Regions from separate parts of the Mus musculus genome. Here region 1 is linked to region 2. The links are chromatin loops, found by intact Hi-C in ENCODE. Cell type or tissue: left cerebral cortex. All regions are shown on one strand.

The links. A loop is a pair of places that touch in the nucleus more often than their neighbours do. Peaks named below come from ENCODE experiments on the same cell type or tissue, not always from the same donor. Only the 100,000 strongest peaks of a DNase experiment are listed, where the experiment ranks them.
Region 1: a loop joins it to region 2, with 3 times the contacts of the local background. A loop is called at or near these places in 4 of 42 quality-filtered maps.

What each region holds. Positions count from the first base shown.
Region 1 is chr5:99,598,584-99,601,083 of GRCm38, reverse strand. All of the region lies in intron 1 of A930011G23Rik (RIKEN cDNA A930011G23 gene), which reads left to right. Among named protein-coding and RNA genes, the nearest start is that of 4930405H06Rik, 14 kb to the left of the region's middle. In left cerebral cortex, a CTCF peak has its summit at 2,393; DNase peaks (open chromatin) are centred at 1,433 and 2,316; H3K27ac peaks cover 731 bases.
Region 2 is chr5:99,898,740-99,901,239 of GRCm38, reverse strand. No RefSeq gene overlaps it. Among named protein-coding and RNA genes, the nearest start is that of Vamp9, 6.3 kb to the left of the region's middle. In left cerebral cortex, a CTCF peak has its summit at 959 (motif pointing right); a DNase peak (open chromatin) is centred at 972.

The DNA.
Region 1 (2,500 bases), 300 kb after region 2:
AGCTCAGCTTATCAACCATACCTTTCCTGTCTAAAAGAAATACTCTAGCCCACGAAAACCCAACAAGGCCTGACACTCTTCTCCTGCCCTGTACTCCTTTTCTTTATAGCATCCATCACCCCCTGACGGGCTGTTTGTTGACTTGGCCTCTTGTTTATTGTCCCTTTCACTAGAGTGCTTGATTTGCTTACTGCTATGATTCCCAATTCTGCATTAGTGCTCTGGATGAAGGAGTCACTTCACGGTTGTCAAAGTGAGCTCTCAGGCCAAATTCAAGTTCTAGATGCCTGGTTGTCGGTTACATGCTCTCCACAGTGGGCGCTCTCAAGGAGAATGTCAACGGGGAAAGTCTGGACCAGCCAGTTTTCTATGACTGTGGGCTTGATTTCTTTTAGGAAGGATAAATTTGTAAATTTATTGAGTTTGTCTGAATCCTTCCTTGTCAAAGTGGGGGTGCTGGGTAGTGAGCGCCACCTAGGAGCACATGGGAAATATAGAATTTCAAGGTTCCCAACCTACTTAATTAGAATGTGCATTTTAATATATGCGATTCCTCTGCACAGTTAAAGCTTGAGAACACGAACAGTTCTTAATCTACCTGATATAGACTCTTGACCTTGCCACTGCTATTGGAAATCATGGTAAAGGATGGGGTTTTAGTGTAGTCCTACTATTACTCCTTTTGTAAGTCTGAAAGTAGATATGAATTTTTGAGTCAGTCACTTAATCTGTAGGTTTCTAAGTTTTCGGTCAATTTTTCCCTCTTTGGGAGGGGGCAATTGGTGTGTGTGTGTGTGTGTGTGTGTGTGTGTGTGTATTCAAGCATGCACCAAAGCAAATTTGTAGATGTCTTCAATCCCACCCTTCTCCCCTTCTCCACAACCTAATTTTATAGTTATCTGTAGAGCTTCTGATAGACAAGTTGACCTTCCCAGGAAAATGGGGACCATATTCTATTTGAAGGGAGTGGCCCCTCGCTCTGAGAGTATGTCAGAAGATGTGTCAGCTGAATTAAGAATAGTTATCTGAATTCTTACCTTGTGCATGCAAAGTATGATATCTTAAGTTTATTTAGTTCTAAGGACAACCTGGTAAGATGAGAGTGGAAGGGGTCAGTCATCTGTCAAGGTCACCAGTTACCAAATGGAGAAAGTGGAATGCCAGCCTGGGTGCCTGACTATCCTAGGGCTTATTATGTGCTTCATCGTTTTGGAGAAAGGACCTTGAGGATTTTCTACTAGAGAGAAACCCATCAGTGGATCTCGCTGGAGAAACAAACCAGGGTGTATGGAACCTGAGCTGTGTGATCGAGCTCTGTCCCTTCTGAGACTCCTCTTTTAGCCTTTTGATAAGGAAAGCTGCCAGGGCCGTGTTCTGTTGCGGAGACCATCCAGAATGATTAATAAGCTGCATTTATTATTCACTGTAACTGCTAACAAGTAGAACGACACAAGGCTGTTAAAATAGCACTCAACCCACCCTCAGGAAATCATTAACATGCATGCAAAGAAGGCAGCACGAAGCAGGAATGCCAGTGACTTGGCGAGCAGAGGTGGCAGAACTAGGAGTCGATTGTGTGTGTGTGTGCACATGCGCGTATACACACACACACACACACACACACACGTTCATTGTCTGCTTGTGCTAGATGTTTTACATATATTATCATATCTCGTCTTTATAGCACATAAATCTGGTGGGATCATTCCCTCTGTTTTACAAAAGGTTTAGAGCTAAGTGCTTGCCCCACGTGTGACAGTTAAATTATTAACCCACAGAAGCAGGTTTCCATGAGGTTCCTGGGGCTCCCAGGTTTGACTTCTTCCCAATTTAGCGATCTGAAGAAAGATGGAGAGGTATTAATGATGATATTTTAAGGCTATTAGAAATAGGGATTTTGTCTCATTATATTTATTTATTTTTTTTAAAGCAGATACTTCCCCATCTTACTTACAATGATGCTGGTGCCACCATCTCTTGGTTCAGACTAGATAATCACAGTAGATGTGAACTTAAATGGTTTCAAAGGCATTCATGGCTCTCTAAGAAACTAAGAGTGGTGAGAAGTTGGTATACCCATGCCAGGCACACCATCCATTGCATGCCCAGTCTTGGTGGGAGAGTCGCATGTTCACTTTATTCCAGGGAAGGCTTGGCTTCGCTCCGAGGCAGGCTAGGGTATACATATACACACATAAGCCTATAATAGTTCAGGCTCCACCCTCCTGATGAAATCAGATTTCTTGGCTTCATTCTAGAGATTCTGAAGTCCTGCAGGAGAGAAGAATCTTTTTTTTTACTTAACAAATGCATAGCGATATGCACAGTCCTGAGCATCTGGGCCTCTCAGTCACCTCAGAAGCATGCTGGCTTCTGCATGCGACAACATGGTTTTCACAGCCTTTAATGAGGCAGCTCCAGGAACTGCAAGGGAATCCGCAACAGCAGATCGAGTGCCTCCCACTATATCCAGTTTCAACCGGTGCGGCTCCTCCCTAAA
Region 2 (2,500 bases):
TCCTAGTCCTCTGGTCACCCTCCTCGGATCTTTGGCATTCCCTTCAATCCCCCTAGACATAGCCTCACTGTTGGGGTGGTCAACAGCGAAGGGCCAATGTTTAGATGCTCCAGCCATCCCAGAATGACATAGTGTTGAAGAAAGTAACTGGTAAGATGCCATTTACAATGAAATACTTTAAAATAAGTATTAGTGGATAAAAACTGTTTCCTGCTTTTCCATAACAAATACCTGTTCTGTTCCTGAATTTCTTAAATAAAAAAATAATTAAAAAAATACCATTATGGGAATGGGCTGTAGGCAAGCCTGTAGGGCATTTTTTAAAAATCAGTGATTGATGGGGGAATGCCCAGTCCATTGTGGGCGGTATCACACCTTAGAGCTCTCTAAGGCAGGCTGAGCAAGCCATGGGAAGCAAGCCAGGAAGCAGCACCCCTCCTTGGATCTCGGTGTCAGCTTCTGCCTCCAGGTTCCTACCCTGTTGGATTTCCTGGCCTCACTGCTTTGATGATGAACTGTTACATGGAACTGTGAGTGAAATGCCACCAGCCTCCAAATTGCTTTGCATGGTGTTTCATCACAGCAACAGTAACCGTAACAAAGACAGGTGTGAAAGGGAGTGCAATAGGTTAGGTGTGCCTGGGTTTTAGGCAGACGCTGCTTGAGTCTATGTACAGAGGTAAGCAGGTGACCCAAGGTAAAGGAAATGAAGGTAGAAATCCAGGTTTTATCCTGCTTTTGGGGTTACGTGTAGGCTTAGGTGTGGAATGAATGCTTTAAAAGTACAGTGATTTATCAACCTCCCCTAACACCATTTAAAAAGCTAGAGAAAAGGTTGAGTTCCATCTTTGCCGGGAAGTATAGTCAAATGTAAGAGACGTGGCAAGCAGTGCTGAGGGTCACCCAGTGCTGGCATTTATTTCACTGTAGTTGCTTTAAGCTGTAGTCGGGCTATGTCAGAGCCAGCAGAGGGAGCACCGTGCATAGCTTTGAAGCAAACTGTAGCTCTGCCGGGGAGAACCCAAGAAGCCCTCCAGGGCTTTTATCCAGGAGAGCAACTGAGCTCTGGGGGAAGATGGCCCCTCAGTTATGTTACCTTCTGTGCTCATTCGGGACAGACCTTAGGTCAGCCACACTAAAAGGTCCCCATGTGCCACCTTGCTCTCTCCCTGCTGCTTTCTTTTGTCTAGTTGGTTACTTGGCTTAGACTTAGGGGATGGATGCTGTGAGTGTTCCAGAATAACAGGCAGTAACCAGGAGCCTTGACTCACCATAGTAAAGCCATTTGCACATCCTGAAGGGAGGCAGAGAGGGCTGAGGCTAGTTCTTCAGTGCATTAGGAATTAAAGAGGCAACTGAACTGGACAGGAAGTGCAGGAGTGGCTCGGGAATGCTCTCTCCTGCTTCATTGTCTTCCACAAGCACAGCTCAGCTCTGTGGCGAGTAGATGTCTCCAAACATGCAGATCCTAAAATGACCAGAGTTCCATATCTATCTATCTATCTATCTATCTATCTATCTATCTATCTATCATCTATCTATCTATCTATCTATCTATCTATCTATCTATCTATCTATCATCTATCTATCTATCTATCCATATTCCTTCCGTCCTTACTTCCTATCTATTTGTGATACTAAGATGTTAATTAATATTGTATGGGGATAAATTTGTTACCATATAAATGTAAATGTTTACTAAATTATGGAACAGATTTCTTTGTCTTCCTTCCTCTCTGGCTTTTAGTATCTCAGGGATATTTTATTCAAGAAAAAATTGGCTGCGTCTCTATGAAGAGTGAACTCTGTGGCATTCTGATTTGTTCTAGTTCCTCCCAGTACTTTCCAGCCACTATTAGAAACAACAATGACAAGCTTCAGGGAAGCCTGTCAGCCACCAGATGATGAAGAGTGAGTCTGAAACTCTCTCTCTGCACACACATGTCACACATGTGATGCCAGTACACGGGAGGCTGAGGCAGGAAGTTCAGAGTCAACTCAGGTGACATAAGAAGACCCTGTCTCAAAAGCAAACCAAGCACAAAGCAACCCAGGCAAAACACACTATATAAGCTTGATGCATTTCTAATTCAGTGCTAGAAATGGGGAGGAGACCATTGTCCAATGGCCATTGTTGTTGTAGGCAAGTATTTTTACTTTGTGGAAGCCATCAATGTGGCAAACACCAGATGAACAAGAAACTGAAGAAGGGCAGCTGTAGCCTGAGCTCTGTGTGCTGGACGTGTTCTTGGACAGTGCTGTCCTATTTCTGGCACTGTCGCTGCTTGTGTGGACAGATGGACAGAGAGTCTGCTGAGAAAAGGGCGGACATAATCCTGAAGCCTCACCTCTGGCTTCACTTAAGATCTCTGCACTTCTAAAGAGGACACGGAGACAAGGAGTATAGGTCTTACAGAATGACTTCACAAAAGGCACTAAGTCCTGCACATGGAGCCGGGGATCTGAGTGCAAGCGTTTTCACATTATTTTAACTTTATTT